Linked DNA regions of Homo sapiens: region 1 is linked to region 2. Evidence: chromatin loops called from intact Hi-C (ENCODE). Cell type or tissue: Calu3. All regions are shown on one strand.

The links. A loop is a pair of places that touch in the nucleus more often than their neighbours do. Peaks named below come from ENCODE experiments on the same cell type or tissue, not always from the same donor. Only the 100,000 strongest peaks of a DNase experiment are listed, where the experiment ranks them.
Region 1: it touches region 2 in a loop (5-fold over the local background); 10 of 110 quality-filtered maps call a loop at or near these places.

What each region holds. Positions count from the first base shown.
Region 1 is chr3:89,850,387-89,854,386 of GRCh38, reverse strand. No RefSeq gene overlaps it. Among named protein-coding and RNA genes, the nearest start is that of EPHA3, 740 kb to the right of the region's middle. In Calu3, a CTCF peak has its summit at 2,171 (motif pointing right); a DNase peak (open chromatin) is centred at 2,186.
Region 2 is chr3:89,105,260-89,109,259 of GRCh38, reverse strand. It overlaps EPHA3 (EPH receptor A3), which reads right to left and starts at 1,639. Exons shown (of 17, transcript NM_005233.6): 1 at 1,424-1,639. The coding sequence starts at 1,511. RefSeq lists an enhancer at 1,658-1,797. In Calu3, no CTCF peak of the experiment used is centred here; a DNase peak (open chromatin) is centred at 1,669.

The DNA.
Region 1 (4,000 bases), 750 kb before region 2:
TATTGTATAGTTGGCTGTTACTATTTAATAGACAGAAATGGATTTTTTTGTAGGGTGTATATTTGGATGAGGTGCTGTGATCAAAGCCACATGGATGAAGTTACAGTTTTGTTTTTAGTTAAATTTTTATCAAATTTTCAGTTGTATTTGATCACAAGGTACATTGAAAATATCTTTCCATTTAGTCAAATGAGTTGAAATTGCATATTAAGAATTTATTCCTGAAATTGTTGAGACATTGGTTCTATTGTTAGAGCATTTTCCCTACTCCTTCTCCAAAAAAGGAAAAAAAAAAAAAAAGAAAAAAACCTCTTTTTAGTTATGTAGCAATATTAAGAATAAAGGCTTGAACCTGGGAGGTGGAGGTTGCAGTGAGCCAAGATTGCACCATTGCACTCGAGACAAGAGCCTGGGGGACAAGAGCGAGACTTCGTCTAAAAAAAAAAAAAAAAAGGAGTAAAGCCTAACAGATATAAAAACAAAGATCCCATCTCCAGCAAAGGAAGAAGAAATGTTTTCAGGCCCATTGGTAAAAGCTTGGGGTTCTGAGCTGAATTTTGTGCAATTACTCTGTTTGCAATACCTTCAGACACATAAAGTGTGGGTTCTAGGAGGGAAGCCAATTTCAGGATATGCGTTCTTTACATAGTACCAAAGAGTAAAATGAGTCAATCATTTTAGGCCACCCTCCTACACCCAGTCCTAAAAGCTATACTGACATTCCTCATCAGCAGGGACACCCAAGAGCAACATCCAATCATCTTGACAAACAAAGACTCTAATGACATCGAATGGTGGTCACAAAGAGTGGAAACACAGTCAGTGTGATGAACAGTTTTGAAATGATGATAATTATGGTCCTGTGAGTCTGAGAAGAAAGGTTTTAGAGCCTATTTTTAGTCTCATCTAATGGTCATCACTTTTAGCGACTTCACTGGACCACCTGGTATGGCTTATTGGGCCTGGTTTTATAATTTTCTTTTTTTTATTTTCTCTTCAACCTAAGTCACTCAACTATACACTCAATTTTTTAAGTGTGTGTATTATGTATGTATACATGTGTGTATTTGTGTGTGTGTCACTCTGGAACAAAGCACAGTATAAAAAATATATAAAGGAACAAATATATTAAGAGGGATGAAAGAGTAGAATTTTGGCAATAGTGTCTGGACATGAAATATCTTGGTGCCACATTTTATACTGCTGATGGTTTGATGATTTGCCCTGTAACAGTGAAACTAATTTAGAAAATACATATCTATAGCTGCAAATTTCCAGAGGTAACATTATTTTTTTACCCACAAATAATTCTGTCCTTACTGAGATGGGGAATAAATACTGTTACCTGTTGTTCTCATAGGGTAAATAATTTATATTTTCTTCTTCACAAAAAGAAAGTTTGGTTTTGGCTCAGTGTTGGCTATTTTATTTACTTTTGTTTTTGTTATTGTAGTTGCTTTATGAGAACGATAAGTATCTGTAGCATCAACTTAATAAAATTACGTCCCGAACATTGAGTTGGCAAAATAAGCCAACTCTGTATATTTAGGAACAAGCGGCCCATACCTCGTTATTTGTCATCATTCCTTTCCACTCATTTCAAATTCTGCTTATATGTTGCCAGGTGTTATATGTTTATACTTCCAAGTGTTTACTGCATGGGTTGATGGAAACACTAGCTGATCTAACACTACCTGTAATACTAATAAATGTTTTTAAAGTAATGTTGTGTTCATCCTTTAAATAAAAATAAAAACCTAAGGCAAATAGCAGCCCACTAAGCCATTTTTAGTGTGTTGTCCATTTCTTTTCTCTTTTTTCCTGCTTTCTTTTTGCTGTATCTCTGTTCATATTCATGAACCCTTGGCTTCTTTTACTTATCCTCTGTCCAGAAGACTATGTGTGGAAAGAAACATTTAAAAATGAATATTGTTAAGGTTAGGAAATATCTGTTTCAATTCTATTCCTCAAGTTCTGTTAAAAAAAGAAATGGATTTTCCCTAAGAATTGGGGACCTTAATGATAAATACTGACACGCGTTTTAAATTAAACACACTACTTTTTGTTGATTACCTTTAAAGTCTAACTCACTATGGTTTTACTTGCAGAGCAAAGCATTCTCTAACCCAGTCCAGCGCCTCCCGTAGGGGTTCTATGGCCACTTGGTGGCGATGTTGTAGAGGGGATTCATTAGCGGGCTGGGGGTTAGAAACCCGAGGCCCTTTCCAATCCCTGGGCTAGCACCATGATTTACTGAATCACAGCCCTCTAGTTATGTCTTAATTATTTAGAGGGCCTCGTAGCACAGCGACTGGCTCAAATTTCCAATGACAGAGTGATAAAACATGTTACATATACTTACTTTTAACAAAAATAGTTACCATACAAATGTACCAAAAGCTAGCAGAATTAAAGAAAATACTTCAATTTTTTTATTTTTTTCAAAGTAACTACAAGGCACATGAAATGTAAAATAAATAAGTGTTTGAACAAAAAAAGAAATCCAAAAACAAAAACAAAACTGAGTTCATCTCATGTAAACAAAGGTTATGACATACCGAGTCCTGTGAAGTCTGGATCTAATTTACCACCACAGCTTTGTATGGTATTCAATTTTCCCTATGAACATAATATTGAAGCCAAAGTGAACTCATTTTCCCCTGCAGATTCTATGTCTTTTAACGCCTCCATTTCTATGTTTATGTTGCTTCCTCTAACCGGAATACCCTCCCATCCATAGTCCCCCAAACCGCTACGAGTCTCCCCATCTTTAGATAGCTATCCCTAGTCTTCATCTGTTACTTACTCCTCAACAAAACATTGCAAGTGTACTTTAATCAGCCGCATGCACATCTGTTCTCCTAATAAAATATGAGTTTCTTAAGGGGAGAAACCATTTTCATTCTTTTTCTTGTTGCTTTCTTTGTTTCTTTCCTTCCTCCTTCTCCTCTCCCCTACTCCATAACTATGACATGGCTATAGCAGATCTGAAATTGTGCAAGTATTGCAGGTATGATAAGTACAGTATGGTACCTAATCTTATGGTGTTTACAATCTAGCAAGAAACACAGTCAAGCAAATAAACAATTATCTGTATGTGCTTTGTTGGGGGACAAGCATATGGCACAGTAATTCAGGGCCTGGAAATAATGATAAAAGTTAAATGTACTAAGTAGTCACTGTGACACAAACACTTTTTAAAGATTTTACATATGTTAACTTTTTAATCATGACAACAATCCAGGTAGTAGATGCAATTATTATGCTGATTTTACCTGTGAGGATTTAGAGGCCTAGAGAGACGAAAATCATTTATTCTGAGAAAAACAGCTGGATTTCAACTAAGGTGCTTCGGCTCCAGAGAGTATAGTTTTAGGCACTGTCTATAGCACCTTTCATTTTCTATATATATATACACAGCAGAAATATGGATTAATTAATTAATTATTGAAACAATTTCTATGGTATATATGAAAATCAGTTTCTAATTAACAAGTCATAATATGACATATTATTCTCAGATTAATAACATTTTTTATTTTACATACATACCATACTTTTAATCTGTGTTCCATGTACTTTTTTCTCTGAATTATGCTTATATTTTTATAATTCCAGTTATAATGCAAATTTTTACAAAACACATGTCATCTAAGATTTTTTTTTCTTCAAATTCTAGCATGGTACTGAACACACAAAAAGTTTACAATAGAGACTTAACTAGTAATTGTTGTCTTTCCAATGTGATTTAAGCTTAACAAACCTTTTTCAAATTCATTCTTTATTGAATTGTTTTTAACAAAGACTGTAAATCAAAATTATCTACAGATATTTTTTAACAATACACATAATGAAGCTTAATGCCAAGATTCTCATTGGTAATAAGTACAGCCTTGGGTCCAAATACTCAATTAATAATAACTGGGTCTTTCTGCAAGAATTGAGTCTTGAGGAATCAGCTCAAGAAAATACTGACACTCTTGCTACTGCTATTACTGTG
Region 2 (4,000 bases):
TTGGTTTGTAAAATAAAAAGTCATTTGTGGGTAAGATAATTTTCTTGATCCTTATATTTTAGAATTTTCATTTTCTTATTTAGAAAAAAGATTCAGAACATTTAATGAAAACTGCCAAATTGATAAAGGCAGTCAGTAAGGAAGGAGATAAATTACTGCTCTATTAGCAGTGAAAGTAGGTCACCGAGTATCAGGCAGTTATTACATTTAATAAAAAACTTTCTAAGTATTTTGTTTTTACTCGTGTTTTTAAAATTAAGGTACATATACAACAGTATTGGCTTGACAATATATTTTCTAAGGAGTGATGTATATAACATGATGTTTGCACATCAGTTGCTCGGTATTGTTAACTTGCAAAATAAATTGCTAAATGTTACTGTTATAAGTTCAAAATCACTAAGAGGAAATTAATGTTGTAAGTGTGGCTTTACACTAATCAATTATTTAGAGAAGTTTGTTTTACGAGTTAGTGACTGTATTCACAAGAATAGATCACAAAAGGAATACAGGAGAAAGAAAATGTATGTATTAAGTACACAATCTTATAGAACACATTGGTGTCCTTAACATTAGGTTTGCACTTTAACCCACTGAAAAGGAATTAATGCTCATTACAAGGATAATAAATAACACAACATCAAGGAAATGCCATTTGCTGCATATGAACATTCTCTCTTAATCTACTATTCAGTTATTTACTATATCTTCCCAGGAGCTATCCACTATTCATTAAATACATTCTCCTATTTGTATATAAGCCTTTAAACAAAGAGAATCCAACCTAAGCTTATTGTAATTCTTGCAAATATTACTTACGTTAATGTGGCATATGCTGCTCTTTAGAACCTGTACCATAGAGCAAACCATTGCCTGGCGGGATACACACAACTTCAACACAGCCCTTGCACCATAAACACGCACCTCCGCTTCGACAAACTCTGATTTCCCTTTAGTCCATTCATAAATGCCATGATCCCAAGTAGGAACAACCTGTCATTACCTTTAAACATACTAAAGAGTCTAGAGAGGAAGGCTGAATTTTCTTTCAAACTTCTCGGAGTACCACATGGTCATAATTAGAAAATAAAATACTGCCTTGGCTATTTGGCAATTAACATAACTGGGTTGCAACGCTGGAGGATTTTCTTTCTTTCTTTCTGCTCAAATTGGCAAACAAGGTAATTGCTCGAAATGGTGTCAGATTAAAAACACATTTTCAAAGTTTAGACCATCTAAAATTATCTCCTGAAGTGTTTTAGAAGACAGTTGGAAAAAAAAAAGGCACATCTTTCCTTCACTCTCAGAGCAAACTGCTCTATTCGGAGGCACCTTCCCGACGTGCAAGGCTTCGGTGAGAACGTGCTTTGAAGAGCGTGAGCCCCGCGGGGCAGAGCTCCGTGCGTCGCGGTACCTGGCTTACCTTCATTGGAAGGCTGCGGAATCAGTTCCCCGAAGCTGTCGAGAACAGAGCAGCTGAGAAGGAGGAGGATGGAGAGCTGACAATCCATGTTGCTGGTGCAGAGGGCAGTGAGAGGAGCATATCTCCATGAAGCATGCCACTGATGTGAGGGGGAGCGCTCTGATTGCTGGAGAAGTTACCATGCTCCGCTCGCAGGCTGATGTCAAGTTTGACACTGGAGATAAGGAGGAGTCTGGCTGCCTTTCCGCGAACCCCGCTCGGGGACTTCCCTGGGTCCTAGTGCCGTCTTCAGCGTGCGCTGAAGCAGAGCGGGATGGCACGCAGCTGGCTCTGCAGCCCAGAGCTGCTCGGGAAGGAGACCGGGTGGGAGTGGGGGCGTCGCCCATGGGACAGGAAACACAGAAGATGTGATGAGGCCGCGGTGCTGAGAAAAATGCTCCCTCTTTTGTGTTGCATGAAAAGTAGCTGTTTTATTGTTTGCTATCCATGCTCTGTTGCTTAATTCACCGAAGAAATCACAGCCTTGATAGGAGTATCATATGGCAATGTGAGTGCAAAAGGAACTGAAATGCGAGAGAAACGTGTGTTTTGAAAGAATAGCAGTCTTTCGTTAAAAAGTCAATCATGTTTGTATAATTGAAAAAAATGATTATAGTTATTCCTTTACTGTGTTCAATGTGATCATAACTCTCCATGAGTTCTTTGTGATTCAGAAAGACACTAATACACAGCCTGAATCAGAGGGTCTCTGCATTTCCACACCCAATGGTATCGTGGCTTTTTACTAGATCTGGCACAGTGATTTTCCGCGCACATAGAGCATACTTTGTTTTTTTTCAAACAGGGAAGTTGACCTTCATCATCTTACGGAAGGGAGCAAGTCTAACCCCAGCCGGAGGTCTACATTCTTTTCTCGTTCTGTGTTGTAAAAGTAATACAGATCAAACCTAAATTTCTTAATAATACATATCCCCCTCCCTCACCATCTCACATTAGGATCTCTGGGTTCTGCAAGAGAAACAATGCATAATTCACAGCTCCTCCATTCAACTTTCAACCACTGATAGTCTAATAATATTGGGGTATTCTTATTCTTTAACATTCCAAATCCAAAAGCTAAATAATAATGTCCTCGTACTTTCTCACTTATTTTACACCATGACTATCAATGGTCTCTGTTATTTCCAATCCCATTGCTGAACAACCTATTGCAATCTAGTTCAGCCAAACAATTTTGTAATTTATATTTTAATAACCAGCATCACTTATCTTTAAAATATCTCCCAGAAAATGGTTACTCAGATATCCTTCCGCCCATCTATCTCTTCTTATACTAAAAAGAAAACAAGATTATTATATTCCTCTCACAACTTCAGAAAATAAAGGTATGTTGATAATCTTAAGATCAGTGATCAATTTTAGAGCTCTTGATAATGAAACTTAAATGAAAGTTTGAAAAGCCCTTGCTAATAATGTATTCAGTCCACAAACTCAATGTTTTTAGTTAGAGAACACAATTTTCACTTGAATTTAAGTTAATGGTGCCAGATAATAGTTTGATGACTGGGGTGGGGAATTGGGGTGGATAGAAGCAGCCAGGGGAAAAGAGAGATCCTTCTCACTTTTCTGTGTATGCCATGTTACTTTGTGTCTCTAACTTCTTTCCACATTGTGTCACCAGAGGCTGCGCAATCCTCAAGTGCCAAGTCTGTCAGAATTGAAAATAATAGCAGATACTGCCCAGAGAACTTAGACAGTGGTGACTCTGGTGTTTTTTCAAAGTTCCAGCACAACACTTACATTGTTCCAAAGTTAGATACACGTTTTCTGAAACTTGAAAGAAACTAAAATCTTATTTGGAATTGACAATTTGAAAACATTTTGGAGAATCTGCCAATGTGCTGACACGCAGATCCATTGGCGCCCCTCATGCTATTTCTCTTTTCACACTTGAAAACTTAAAAACTGCTTGTCACTGGGAAAAAAGGCATTCATGTTTGCAGAAAGCTACAGGAGTGGCAAAATGAGTACAAAGCAATACCTGGCCTGAAAATAGAATGTAAATGATATAGAATCTCTAAATTGTCAACTCTCTAGTGAAAAGTAAAAGGTTTCCATTATGTAGGCGCCATTCTGGACAGATGGGGAAAAGGGAGTGATGCCAATAAGCAGAGAAGAGCAACCATAGCAGGAGTGGAAAGGATGAGGTGGGGGCAGCAGATGCAGGGAAGCCCTTATTAAGAAAGTGGTAGTTGAGTTGCAGCTTGAAGGATGGGTAGGAGTTCACTAGTAAGAAAATGATTCAGAAGGAACTGCAGGCAGGCAAGTCCAGAGAGTGTCCAAGTGAGCCAAAAATGAAAGCATTTGGCACATATGGAATACAGAGTATATTAGAGTATTTGTGGTAGGTAAAGGGCCGGAATAGGAGGAGGTATGGATTGGAGACAAAATGTAGGGAAATATTCTTCAAAGGACTGGTTGAAAACTACAGAGATTTCGATGCCACATGTCAATGATTTTACAATATATTTTAAACTAAAGAGAGACATCAAAAGCATTTCAGCAAGTAGTAAATTG